Linked DNA regions of Homo sapiens: region 1 is linked to region 2. A link is a loop called in an ENCODE intact Hi-C map of the cell type or tissue named here. Cell type or tissue: OCI-LY7. All regions are shown on one strand. Links, peaks and the distances in the headings refer to the core of each region. The heading gives the core; the rest is flanking DNA. Region 1 overlaps MAGI2 (membrane associated guanylate kinase, WW and PDZ domain containing 2). Region 2 overlaps MAGI2 (membrane associated guanylate kinase, WW and PDZ domain containing 2).

The links. Hi-C counts contacts between places; a loop is a spot of excess contacts. Peaks named below come from ENCODE experiments on the same cell type or tissue, not always from the same donor. Only the 100,000 strongest peaks of a DNase experiment are listed, where the experiment ranks them.
Region 1: a loop joins it to region 2, with 4 times the contacts of the local background. A loop is called at or near these places in 2 of 110 quality-filtered maps.

The regions. Positions count from the first base shown.
Region 1 is chr7:78,302,411-78,309,829 of GRCh38, reverse strand. All of the region lies in intron 9 of MAGI2 (membrane associated guanylate kinase, WW and PDZ domain containing 2), which reads left to right. Among named protein-coding and RNA genes, the nearest start is that of DDX3ILA1, 320 kb to the right of the region's middle. In OCI-LY7, for the core only: no CTCF peak of the experiment used is centred there; a DNase peak (open chromatin) is centred at 3,679; H3K4me3 peaks cover 764 bases; H3K27ac peaks cover 719 bases.
Region 2 is chr7:78,250,684-78,258,102 of GRCh38, reverse strand. MAGI2 (membrane associated guanylate kinase, WW and PDZ domain containing 2) reads left to right here. Exons shown (of 22, transcript NM_012301.4): 10 at 1,522-2,160. Among named protein-coding and RNA genes, the nearest start is that of DDX3ILA1, 260 kb to the right of the region's middle. In OCI-LY7, for the core only: no CTCF peak of the experiment used is centred there; a DNase peak (open chromatin) is centred at 3,292; H3K4me3 peaks cover 1,479 bases; H3K27ac peaks cover 2,878 bases.

The DNA of each region.
Region 1 (7,419 bases), core at 1,649-6,648, 51 kb before region 2:
CTGAGCCTCACAGAGGTTAAGCAGCTTATCAGAGATCATGCAGCCAGGAAGCCGGAAAGCCAGAACTTGACCTCAGGCTCTTAATTCCAGGTTCTATGCTTTTTCCATTGTGCTATTGAAAGACCTCAATAATTATTTTTTAAAATCTATTTTTTTTTATTTTAGTTTCAGGGGATACACATATAGGTTTGTTACATTGGTATATTGTGTGACACTGACGTTTGGGGTATATGATTCCTTCACCCAAGTAGTGAGCATAGTACCCACTATGCTAGTTTTCAGTCCTTTCCCTCCAGTAGTCCCCAGTATCTATTGTTCCCCTCTTTGCGTCCATGTATACCCAATGCTTAGCTGCCACTTATAAGTGAGAACATACGGTATTTGATTTTCTATTCCTGCCTTAGTTCACTTAGGATAATGCCCTCTAGCTACATCTATGTTGCTGCAAAGGAAATTACGTAATTCTTTTTTATGGCTGCATAGTATTCCATGGTGTATATGTATCATATTTTCTTTATCCAAACCACTGTTGATGGGCATCTAGGTTGATTCCTTGTCTTCGCTATTGTGAATAGTGCCACAGTGAACATACAAATGCATGTGTCTTTTTGGTAGAGCGATTTATTTTCCTTTGGGCATATACCCAGTAATGGGATTGCGGGGTCAAATAGTAGCTCTGTTTTAAGTTATTTGAGACATCTCCAAAATGCCTTCCATGGTAGCTGAACTGATTTACATTCCCACCAACAGTGTGTAAGTATTCCCTTTTCTCCACAGCCTCACCAGCATCTGTTATTTTTTTCCTTTTTAATAATAGTCATTCTGATTAGTGTGAGATGATATCTCATTGTGATTTTGAATAATCATTTTAAACAACTTACTACATTTGAAAAATTGTATAGTAATACGTTACACGTAGTGTACTGTTAATGAATTTTGAGTGAATGAGTGAATTACCAGATAAACTATGTATTATGTCTATCTGATAATTCTAAGCCCCATAGTATAAGTATACTAAAATAACAGCACATAATATGATGAAAACCTGAAGCAGTTTCCTAAGTGACTGATGCCTAACTCAGCTGAATATTGACTTACAAAGGGACTTCAAGTATAGACCTAAGGAGGTTGCTACCTACCTGTCTCTGAGATTCTCGTGGACTTCAGTGTGAATATAGTAATGGAACACCTGAAAAGGAAGGGAGTAATACAGAAGAAAAATGGTAGGCAAAGAAAATGGGGTGTAGAGAAGCAGACTACTGTGCCTCCATCCCTTTCCAGAAAAAAAAAGAAAAAAAAAAAGATGGGTCGGACCTCACCCTGGCCTAGATGCCTTCTCCTTAAAGATTATATGTATTCTCTTGCTCTAAGCCCCTACTAAATAAGAAGCCTTTTAATTTGTTCTTCCAAACACTTCAGTATGCAGAAATAGAACAGAAAAGGGGATACCCCACTCCGAATGACTAAGCTGACAGTCTTGTTGTACATTGGTCTCTCTTCCTAGTGTCTGAGTATCACTGAGTCTGACCATTTCAAGGTGGCCTCAGAGTGTCCAGACAGGCTGAGAACCACCTACCTAAATCACAGAGACTCAACCCAGATGCTGTCTTCTCAAAGAAGTTTTAGCAGCAACAAGGAAGCTCTCCTATATCACATCCCCCATTAGAATGGCACTGGCACTGAATAACATTGACAGTGAATTTCACCATCAACAGGGTAGGGGAAAATGCTGAGTATTAGAAATTCATTGCCCATTATTTAAAGTGAGCTTGGTTCTCTTTGATTCAGCAAATTGATTCCCAATGACCTAACTGGAATTTAAGTCTTTAATTCTCTTATCCAATGCCTCTCAAAATCTGACCCCATTTGAATTGTCCCTTATTATTTCACCTAGCTGCCTCTAGCACCTTGCTTGGGCAGGTAGGTGAAATAATGAGGGCCCCTCTTTTCAAAGACTCCTCTCATCTTTGCTCATTCTAGTCATTCCTGAAACGATTTTTTAGAAGTTTTTATTCTGGAAAATTTTAATCATATATAGAAGTAGAGAAAATAGTACAATTAATTCCCACATACTCAGCACTTAGGTTATCAACTCTTAGCCAGTCTGGAAAGGCATTTTCTCCTCCTCTATGCTTAGATTCATTAAGGTCTACCTCAAATCCTATGTCTGAAATGAAATTTCTCTCTAATTATTGCTGCCTAAACTTGCTCTGTTACCTTCCTGACCTCATCTGGGGCAATATTACTGCTTCATGTTTTGTTATCTGGTAATGTTCTTTCTGTTACAACACTGTAGTATAAGCTCTCTAGGTACACAGGGAAGCTGCATGCATATTTCATATGTAAAACCACATCTAATATAATATGAGTTTCACAATAGGCAATCTATATAATTAAGCCTTATAAGCCACACTATCACTACCTGGCAAAGACATAGTATCCAGAGAACAGTAAAAATATTTGTACTTTTGTACCACAAAGTATCTGCACCTATTTAAATTCATTAGCCAAAAGGTCAGTAACAAGTTTTTAATTGTTCTAATAATTAACTGCATAATTAACAACTTGTATAGCAGTAATAGGAGTGAAAATATGTAAAATACTTTTACAAGGGTAAATAAAATTACCTTTTGTATTACAAAAGTTGTCCTTTGGGCATGAAGTCGTCTAAAATTATAGAACTGACAAAGACGAATTTATGACATGTATGTGTCAATGCTCTCTTCTTTTCTTTAGTATGGGATTAATATTCCGATAGTTCAACTTACGTTGACTAATGATTACAGAAATTATGAAAATGAAACAAAATTTAATTTTCCAGGGTATATTTTGTGCTCTGGAAATAATGGCAATGATGGTTTAACATGTTTAAACCTGAATTGGACATATGCGTCTCTCTGTTCACTTGACTATTTTAAATAGGATTTAAAACTCTTTGATCAAAGTATTCAGAAATTTCTCATTTGTAAGTTACTTGCACTAGCTTTTAATCTGCTGACATTGCATAAACATTATTCTTAAAACCATACCAATGACTTTCAGGACTCAGATGTTAATTAATTCAGGATAGAAATGGCCATTGAGAACATGTGAAATGTGTCAAATGATAGCCCACTCCACTTTCCCAGAACTTCCAACATTTAGAGCATCATTTACTATTTCAGCAAAAGAAGAATACAGTCATTTGGTGCTGAAATTAGTGCATAAAACCATAATTTTATGTCCTGGGGGATCTTCTGCATCATAGCATTTTACTAATAAGCTTCATTAATATCTGGCAGCTTGTCTTTTATTTAAATGACTTGATGACAGTTTCAAAGGCAAGAACACTCTAGATAGCACTTTATTTTATGCACATAGTTGGAATGTGGACAACAAACCAGTGTCAACTAGTGAAGTGATAGCCAAGTTAAAATGGATTTAAATTGAATGAATGAACAATAACTTATCGAAGTGCTGTTATTTTAGATGCCACCCTCTAGGAAAAGTACATCATATAACCCATTTTATACCATCTGACATGCTTTGCTTGAGTTCATCACTCACATAACTGATGACTAGAGGGAGACAAGGGGTTGGATGAGAAAATAAAACAAAATCCAACTTAGATTAGCTCGTCCTTAAAAAGACCTGCCAATTAGCCTTTCAATTAACTAAGAAGAAGCCTTTCAAGTCTTTGATAACAATGAAGTGAAACTACATTAGCACATCCACTTCAGCTCAGTTCAACAAACACAGGTGGTCTTCTCTTTGTTACCACAACAACGACTTGCAATGGGTATTTTCATATTTTCTGATTCAATTTGTCCAAAATGTGAATTTTTTCCTTCCTAATTTGAACAAATGTGAGTTCTCTGAAAGGCCAAGTTATTTAAGGTGAAGGGTGTTCAGCAAAAATTATGCCACATTATTTGTTACCAGCAAGTATTTTTTCCTCCTTGATATGACATTTATTTATAAATGACTAGAAATGTATTGTGGATTTAAAACAATGTTTTAAACTAAAGCTCATAATTGTCTTAGTTTTGAAAAGACTATATTACCAATCAGGTATGCTTAAAGATAGAGAAAAATCCATGGCTGAATTGGAAAGAAAAGGAACAGGCTCTTTCATGTATACAGTTCCTTGGAGAATGCAAAGGGAGTTGCCCTTCTAGAGGATTCCTGAGTCCCCCTTGCATAGGAGGTTGGAGCTCATGGTTACACTGCTAGTTGGATAAGGGGTTTCAAATTCTGAGATGGTGACCAACTTCTAAGGATCTTGAGTTACTTTGCATATTACCATAGAACACAGTAGCAATCTGTATTGAGTATGGTAAATCTTAAAGCAACTCATTGCCTTAAACAGATAGTCATTTATTTCATTATTTACTGAGCACCTGGCACATATGATTAGGCACCAGGCTACACTGGCACTCTACCCTGAGGAGGCAAGTAGACACGCTCGCTGTCTCACGGAGCTTTTGGTTGAGCAGCAACGACAGTACAGAGTTATCTCCATACAAAGGGGGCACAAATGACATTTAGCTGAGAGCCAACCAAGCGAGGTTTCATTAAAGCAGTAGCATTGGAGTGTCCTGAAGGGTAGGCTTTTTGAAAGACAGAGCTGCATTCCAGATGGAGAAAATCAGACAAGAAAGGCAAAACACGTGGGGCATGTTAAGGGGTTCCGAATAGTGAAGTCTGTCTATAGTGCATGACAATTCATTGAGTCCCCACTAGAACAAGGCTCAGTTCTGAATTCTCAGGATAAAGTTGTTCTTGTTTTCAAAAGAAATAAAAAAGACACTGCCCTTATGCAGCCAACATTCTGGTGTAAAGATGTCAGCAATAAAAACCAAATCAATCTATAATATAATGGCAGGTGGTAGAAGTGCTACTCCATTCCACACACACTGGTCTCCTGACTGCTCTTGGAACCATCAAACATGACCTTGCCACAGGCCTTTGCACTTGTTCCCTCCACCTGAGATACTTTTTGAGATATTCACGAGGCTCACTTTCCTCACTCTTTAAGATCTCTGTTCAAATAGCCTCCTATCAGGGAAGCTTTCATTATTAAAGTAGCAACCACTACTCTTCCCCCAATACGTCTTATCCCCCTTCCTGGCTTTGATTTTTCACCACAGGAGCTACTATCATCTGGCATGCTATTTAATTTGTTTGCTTATTGTTTCTTTCTCAAGTGGAAAGTAAGCACCATGAAACAAAGGGATGTTTGCCTATTTTGTTTACTGCTATATTCTCAGCATCAGGACAGTACCTAGAACATTCAAGAAATATTGGTGCTATGAAGAAATAAGATAAAAATGAAAGTAGGGTTAAGGTGATTAAGCAAATCATGTGTTGCTCTTTTCCAGGGAGACTGGGAAAGGTCTTTCTAAACAGGTAACATCTGAATAAAAACCTAAGTAAAAGGAAAGAGCAAGCCACACAACTATCAGAGGAAAGAGCTTTCCAGGCAGAGAGAACAGGAGAGGAAAAGGTAGGAGCATCCTTGGCTGGAGTGGCAAGAGCTAAGGAGAGTGATAGGAGATTATGTCAGAAAGATAGCATGAGCCCTGTTAAGGATGTGGACTTTATTCTGAGTGAGCTGGAAAGCTGTGGAGTTGTAGGATGCACTGCAGGAGAACAGAAACAGAAAGGAAGGCAATAGTCCAAGTACTTTAGATTGGTATGAGAGCAATGAAAGTGTAAGAGTCAGGATAGTTTTTGAAGGTAAAATTGACAATATTTGCTAATGGAATAGATGGATGTGCTAAGAAGGAGATTTCAGGGAGGAAAGTAAGAATTTAAGGCAGAACAACTGTATAATGACATTGCCATCAACTGAATTGGGAAAGACTATGAAAGGAATAGCTTGGTGGGGAGTGGGGGAGTAGGAATTAAGAGTTTTGGAGATGATAAAATTTTAAATGCCTATTCAATATCTAAGTGAAGATAGTGAGTAGGCAGCGAGATTTTTAGTCTGAATTGTGAGAGAAAGGTCAAAGCTAGAAATATAAGTCTGGAACTCATCAGTGTATAGATGGTATTTAAAACCATGGGAGTAGATGAGATCACCAAGGGAATTAGTGTTAATTAGAATAAACCCCTAACATTTGCATAGTGCATTCCCATTTACCAAGCACTTATATAGTGACTGGAAAATTGTGGGAGTGAAGATTGAAAATCTAAGTTGGGCTTGAAAAAGGAAAGTGAACGAAGACTAAAGGTAATAGGAGAGGATGCTGACTGCACAGTGCTTTACAAGTGATTAGATTTGGAGAAAAAGGTTGTTAAAGACAGTTCCAACGCTTTCATTTGGAACTATAAAAATGTGGGGTGGGAGGGAGCATGCAGAGAGATGATGATAACTATTATTTTGAGCATGGTAAGTTTCTGGTGCTTTAAAGATATCCAGATGATTCAGGAGGAGGAGGGAGCTTTTTTTTTTTTTTTTTTTTTTTTTGGAGACAGTTTTGCTCTTGTTGCCCAGGCTGGAATACAATGGCGCAATCTTGGCTCACTGCAACCTTCACCTCCCAGGTTCGAGAGATTCTCCTGTCTCAACTTCCTGAGTAGCTGGGATTACAGATGCCTGCCACCATGCCTGGCTGATTTACTGTATTTTTAGTAGAGACGGGGTTTCACCATGTTGGCCAGGCTGGTCTCGAACTCTTGACTTCAGATGATCCACCCACCTTGGCCTCCCAAAGTGCTGGGACTACAGGCATGAGCCACCGTGTCTGGCCGTGGGGAGCTCTTTAGCAAGGCCAAGCCCTATTCATTCTTCAAAACTCAGTTCAAATATCACTTCTGCCAATAAATCTTTCCCCTCCCTGCCTCCTGGTTTGAGTTAGGGTTGTTTCTATCTTGCCATAGCTTCCATCACATACTTAGGATTGCCTCTTTACCTGTTCATATCCCACTTGGTTCCTGAAGGAATAGATGGATGTGCTAAGAGGGAGATTTCAAAGAGGAAAGTAAGAATTTAAGGCAGAACAACTGTGTAATGACGTTGCCATCAGCTGAATTGGGGAAGACTATGAAAGGAATAGCTTGGTGGGGAATGGGGGAGTAGGAATTAAGAGTTTTAGAGATGATAAAATTTTAAATGCCTATTCGATATCACTGAGTTCCTTAAAGGGCCTTTTGCCTTTCATGTCTAGGGCCTCAGCACCAGGGGCAGTGCCTGAAATGTATTAGGCACTCAATAAATGGGAGTGGATGGATGGATGGCAGCCATAAGATCCCAGATGAAGCTGTTTATATTCGTTTGTAATAAAGTAAACCAGGTGGTTTGTGAAACACAGAAGCAGAATAGAGAAAGCAGAGAGTGAAATTAAAGGTCATATTTCAACTACAACTTGATCTCAGATGGGACCTGTTCTATATAAAGTATGTTTTAGGTCACCTGCCCACCAGATTGAGATCCAA
Region 2 (7,419 bases), core at 898-5,897:
GAGGCAGACCTAACCTGGATCCCTGAAAATGTCTGCTTGGCCTCTCTGTCAATTTGGGAAGAGGGACTGTTAATTAAGACAATGCTGTTAATTGTTTTATTCATTTTATGTTATACACCTACAAAAGACCAGAAAAGTTGTCAACTCTAAAAGTTCAACTCTGTTTTTCATTTTTAACGTTTGCAAGCTTGCTGGGCAAGGATGTCTCAGAATGAAATCCCTAGCCATTTGTACCTCCCATTCCAGAATTATTCTGATAAACTGATGTCTGTTGAGTTGCTTATTTCAAGATCTGTGAAAACATGTCTCTTCATCCCTAATATACTCCTCAGCATAGTCAGGCACAATCTCAATTTGCAAGCTCAATTTTCAAGTATTATGGTTTGTGAAGATAAAAATACCAATCCATGATAAAATAGTTCTCCAAAAATAAAATTGTTATTCATACATAATTGAAATTTTTAAAAAAACATTTATCTCAAACAGCCATGATTTTCTGCATTTTAAGCAGGAAAAAATATTTCTCTGAATATATTTTATAATGGATAATTTGCATTCAGAGCATTTCTAATCATAAAGTTAGCCTCTAACCAGTAGACCTCTGAAAATCTGTGATAGTTCACTGGGGAGAAAGGACAAGTGCCTTTATTGAAACTGATCCACAGAAATATTAGTTTATCTAAGATCAGAGGATGAACTGTGGCAACTTTCTGTTTGAAACCAAGGGACCCAAATCTCCTCCATCCTATTTTAACAACAATCATATTAATAATAGTCCACATTTATTGAGCACTGTGTGTCATACACTATGCCAAGTACTTTTCCTACATTATGTCATTTCATTCTCACAACTTTACAAATGAGGAACTGTGGCTCAAAGCAGGGAACTTGGTCAATATCATGTATCTGTTAAATAGTAGAGCCAAGGTGTCAACCCAGCTCCCTAATCCCAAAACCTGCACCCTTGACCTTTGCTCGCATATACATGGAAGCTTTGTAATTACCTGCTATAGATGGAAAAAAATAAATGGGCAAATATTTTTCTGTTCCATAAAAAAGAAAAAAGGCAATTGACTTATTCAACTTATACAAAAAAAAATATGCTAGGGCTTTGTTTTTCGTCTAAAACTCATGACCACTACTTCTCAATAGTTCGAAAATTATATTAACTGAATTACACTGAAGATGGAATATAAGATGAAAAAGAAGCATAGAGAATGTGCTTCTTCAAGGTACACATTCCTCTAACCTTTTCTTTCAGAGCCTTTGTTTCTGAATATGAAGTTGTTTCTGAACTTCAAGAATAACCAAATAGCTTTTTTTCAGCACTTCATCATTGTATTTGCTGGCAGTCCTGTTGTAACCTTGAGTCACCCACAGTGATTTTAAGTATTATTCTAATTGATTTCTCACTGCTTACTAAGAAACAACACCTCTCACTAGTCTCGTAAATAATTCCATTTCTCTATGTCAATGTTAATTGAACTTACCTCATGTTGTCAATCTCTTTTTTTCTTACAGGTGATGTCATTGTCTATATTAATGAAGTTTGTGTCCTTGGACACACTCATGCAGATGTTGTCAAACTTTTCCAGTCTGTTCCTATTGGTCAGAGTGTCAACCTGGTGTTGTGTCGTGGCTACCCTTTGCCCTTTGATCCTGAAGACCCTGCTAACAGCATGGTGCCACCCCTTGCAATAATGGAGAGGCCACCTCCAGTGATGGTCAATGGAAGACACAACTATGAAACATATTTGGAGTACATTTCTCGGACCTCACAGTCAGTTCCAGATATAACAGATCGGCCGCCTCATTCTCTGCACTCCATGCCAACTGATGGTCAGCTAGACGGCACGTATCCACCGCCCGTCCATGATGACAATGTGTCTATGGCTTCATCTGGGGCCACCCAAGCTGAACTTATGACCTTAACCATTGTGAAAGGTGCCCAGGGCTTCGGCTTCACTATTGCCGACAGTCCTACAGGACAGCGGGTGAAACAAATACTTGACATTCAGGGATGCCCTGGCCTGTGTGAAGGCGACCTCATTGTTGAGATCAACCAGCAGAATGTACAGAACCTGAGCCATACAGAAGTAGTGGATATACTTAAGGACTGTCCCATTGGAAGTGAAACTTCTTTGATTATCCATCGAGGAGGTAAGACAAACACTGGCTCAGCAATAAAATATGTGGGTAAAATAGTAGGATCATTTAATAATATTGTTAAAATGCAGATTTCCTTGGAGTTGAATGAAATTATACTTTAAAAAATAAAGCTTAAAGAGTGAGAGAGAAAAACATGAATTAAAGGAAACTTTGTTTTTGAATTCAGAATATGTCTTTTTCTATTTTGTATTAAACACAATAATAATAGTTCTTTCAGTCTTACAGACATATTGATAGAAAGTTGGAGGGTAAAGATTAAATCCCCAACTATGAATGTATTTTGTTTCAAAAATTCATTCATGTATCGGTCATGGAGAACTCAAACTGGTTTCCCATTGATTTAATTAAGAAACCTGCTTTTACGATGGAAGCAACGCTTTTAATCGTGCTTAGGTTTCCAGGCTAGCAGGTGGAAGCCAGTTCAACCCCTACTAAGCCCAAGCACAGTCTTGACAATACTCAGAAGGACCATGAACTGTGAGAGCTGTGGGAGCTGTGCTGCTGTAGAAAAATCTTTTCACAGTTTGGAATGATGCTGTTCAGGACACTTCTGCTACTACAGGAACTGCACTAGCAACAATTACCCATAGTGCCTCCCATGATCTGGGAAGAAAGTTACAGAACAGGGTGAGGGCTGAAGTTCTGGCCTGAGTGTCCCGGGCAAAGTATGGAAATAGGAACAGTGCCAAGTGTGGTAGAAGCTCTGAGCCCTGAATGTTTCTTCCCCTCTACCTTTTCTGTGGGGAAGGGAATGGGGTAAAGCACAGGGCCCCTTCTCCACACCTCTGCTGCTTTGCTCTGGATGACCAGTGAACCTAGAGAGAGAAGGGAGGGAAGGGGCCATAGATAAAGAGGATACTATCTCGAAAAAAGAGTGTAAAGGAAAAGGATCAGGCTAAGCCCTGGTTTTCCCATTTGCCAATTTGTGGACTTAGGACACTGAAAGTCAATGAGCCTCAGCCATGTCATCTGTTACAATGGGATAATACTACTACCTAACCCAGTGGTAGTGTTGTAGCCCAACATCTGCTCACTAAATGTCTGGCGAGTGTAAACATCGAAGCTTCAGCATGGGTGGGTCAGAAGGAACAGGACAATGAGGAACTCATGCATGAAGGACACACGTGTGACAAACATGTGGTTGCCTATTCAAAGCACTCAAAACAGCCTGAAACTCTCAGTTTGAAATGCAAGTGAAGGCTGTCAAAGCTGAAAGAAAGAAGCACCTTTTATGATTTATTTGGCCCTGTCTGCAGGTGTTTTTCCTTCAAGGAAGTATCACATTGTTGATTCCTTGTTTGGAAACGGACAGCAAACACCAGGCATTTGTGAGCAGCACTCTACAAAGTCTTAGGTTCCCGGTACTAAAAGGGAAATTCATATGATAGCCAAACAATCTTAAATTTGACCTTCTCAAGGCATTGTTACAAAATAGCACTTGAATTCTCATAATTAAATGTTGGCAAGGTATTTTAATTTCTTGCATTGCTTAAGATTAAAATAAACATTGCTAATTAAATAGCCATATCTTCATAGTGTCCAAATGAAAATCAAATATTTGGACCAAGTTCTTGATATTAAATGGTATCACAAACTCACTGTGCAGTATCCACTGTATGATTCATAGAAACAAATTTGGATGCATTTTTTATATACAGCTTCTTCTAAAAGCATGACATAGCAGAAAAAAGGTACTTTGAAATCCCTAATTTACATTATGGTAATTTGTACTTTTCTGAAAATATTCGTTGTGTGCCTGCTATCAGCTTGGCTACCCCATTCTCACTTTTCCTTTGCCCCCCATTTACTCCACAAGTAATCAAAGTGGTCTTTGCATTTGGTTTGTGTTTGGGGATGAGGGAATTGGTTTTTGTTTTTTGCCTAGCATAGCAAAATGCAGAATGCTGTGATGCTTAAAGTACTTCTAGTCGAAAACCTCTTGAGTTTACCCTAATTCCCACAATTTATACTCATCTCTCTGAAATTAATAGGAACTAGCACCATGCTTATGTGGTGAAATTCACTTTATCTTATTATGGGCTACCAGAAGTGCCTATGACCTCTTTGAGATAAGCAGACTCAAGAGCTGAGTCGCAGGCCTGGGTCCTTATATCAGGACCATGGGTGGTCGGCTGTTTTTAATTATTTACTAGAGTTTTTAATTTATAAAGTAATAATGTACATGGTTTAACTTTTTTAAAGCAAATAATGTCAACAAGTATAAAATGAAAGTAATTGTCTGTCCTATCCCAGACTTTCAGTCCTTTCTCCCAGAAGCAAATATATTGTTTGTATGTATAGTCACAGAAAGTTTATGGTCTACTAGCACGTGTATGAATATATATAGTATGTTTAATATAGATGGGATAAGTGTGTGCTACTTTAAAATACCTAGGTTATTTGGTGTTTTACATACACCATGTGATATAATTTACATACCACAACACTCACCAATGTAAGTGTATGCTCAGTAAGTTGCTAAAATGATATAGTTGTGCAACAATCATCATAATCCTTAGAACATCCATCATCCCGAATTCTCCCAAACCCCAGGTAACCACTAATATGCTTTCTGAATCGTTTTGTCTTTCTATAATTTTTTCATAAATGGAATCATACAGTATATAATATTTTACTTAGCTTAATGCTGGTGAGAGTTACCTATGTCGGTGAGGTTTAAGTGTTTGTTTCTTTTATGGCTGCATAGTATTCCATTGTACAGATACACTCCATTTTCCTGTCCATTCATTAGTGTATGGACATTTGAGTTGTTTTCAGTTTTTGACATTTATGAATCATGTTGTTATGAACATTTGGATACACATGTTTGTGTTGCTTATGTTTTCATTTTTCTTGGGTAGATACCTAGGAGTAGTATTGCTCAGCTGTAAGAAGAATATATATTTAAATTGTTAAGAAGTAGAATGTTTTCTAAAATGGCTGTTGTACAAGGTTTCCAATAGCTGCCCATTGTTTTTTTTTTTTTTTTTTTGGAGACAGAGTCTCACTCTGTTGCCCAGGCTGGAGTGCAGTGGCACGATCTTGGCTCACTGCAACCTCCACCTCCTGGGTTCAAGCAATTCTCCTGCCTCAGCCTCCTGAGTAGCTGGGATTACAGGCACGTGCCACCACATCTGGCTAATTTTTTATATTTTTGGTAGAGACAGGGTTTCACTGTGTTAGCCAGGATGGTCTCAGTATCCTGACCTCGTGATCCACCCACCTCAGCCTCCCGAAGTGCTGGGATTACGGGCGTGAGCCACCGTGCCTGGCCCAAGTTTTTTTTTTTCTTATATGGATCATTCTTTTGGTGTTATATCTAAGAAATCTTTGCCTGACCTGAGATTTCTTGTGTTTTCTTCTAAAAATTGTATACCTTTAGCTCTTTTATTTAGGTCTGTAAACATGTCAAGATAATTTTTGTGTATACTGTGAATTAAGGGCCTAACTTCATTTTTTTTTTTTTTGCTTATGTACATCCAATCATTCTAGCACCATTTGTTGAAAAAGCTAATTTTTTATTGAATTCCCTTGACACTTTTGTCAAAAATGAATTAGCATAAATGTGGAGGTTTATTTCTAGATGCCCTATTCTGTTCCATTGATCTGTTTGTCTATTCTTGTGCTACTACCACACCCTCTAGGTTACTTTAGCTTTCTATTAAGTCTTGAAACCAGAGAGTGTTAGTCCTCCAACTTTTTCTGCTTTTTCAAAATAATGTGGCTATTCTAGGTCCTTTGCATTTCCATAGACATTCTAGGATTGCATTGTTCCTTTTTTTTTTTTTTTTTTTAATAGACAGGGTCTCACTCTGTTGCATAAGCTACAGTACAGTGGTGCAATCATAGCTCACTGCAGCCTCAAACTCCTGGGCTCAAGTGATCCTTCACCTCAGCTTCTCCAGTAGGTAGGACTACAGGCACATGCCACTGTACCTGGCTTTTTAAATTTTCTTTTAGTGATGAAGCCTCACTGTGTTTCCCAGGGGTGTCTAGAGCTCCTGGGCTCACGCAATCCTCCTGCCTCTACCCGCCAAAGTTGGGATTACAGGAATGAGTCACTGTGCCTGGCCTAGGATTGCCTTTTTAATTATTTTGTTACATAAAAGGCCTGCTGAGATTTGGGTGTTTCATTGCATCTATAGAGCTATTTGTGGAAAATTGCCAACATTGAACCTTTTAATTCATAAAGATAGTATATCTCTTCACTTATTTGGATCTTTAATTTCTCTCAGAAACAGTTTGTAGTTTTCAATGTACAGATCTTGTACTTTTGTTCAATTTATTTCTAGCTATTTTATTCTTGTTGATGTTATTGTCAATGGAATTGTTTTATGTCTTTTCAGGTTGTTTATTGCTAATATATAGAAATGCATTTGTTTTTCATTTTTTATTTCGTACACTGCAATTTTATTAAACTGACTCTTTAAGTCTGGAGGCTTTTTGTAGACTCCATAATATATTCTATGTAGTTATTATACCATCTGGTAATAAAGACAGTTTTACTTCTTCCTTTCCAATTTGTATGCCTTTGACTTCTTTTCCTTGCCTTATTACACTAGCTTGAACTTCCCAGAATAATATTGAGTGCAAGAGAGGTGAGCAGACATCCCTACCTTGTTACCAGTTTTAGAAACTGTTAGTCTTGCATCATTACATCTGATTTTAGGACAGGATTTTTATATGCCCTTTATCAGGTTGAGAAAGTTGTCTTCTATTCTTGGTTTGCTGGAAATTTAAATAATCAATAGGTCTTGGTTTTTATCAAATGTTTTTGCTGCAGCTATTGGGATGATCTGGTAGTTTTTGTCCTTTATTAATAATGGTATATTACATAACACGATTTTTAGTTATTGAACTAATTTAATGTTCCTGGGATAACAACCCTACTTGATCATGGTATATAACTCTTTTTGTATGTTGCTGAATTTTGTTTGCTCATATTTTGTTAAAGATTTTTTAATCTGTTTGGGGGAAGATTTTTCTGTTGTTTTCTTTTCATGTGATATATTTCTCTGGCTTTGGTGTCAGGATAATAGTGGCTTCATAAAATGAGTAGGAAAGTGTTCCCTCTCCTCTAACTTCTGAAACAGTTTGTGTAGGATTGATATTATTTCTTCCTTAAAAGTCTGATAGAATTCACCAGTGAAGTCATCTAGTCTGAGCTTTTATTTGTAGGAAGGTTTTTAGTTATTAATTCCATTTCTTTTCTTGATTTAATGTTTTCTTCTTAAATCAGTTTTGGTAATT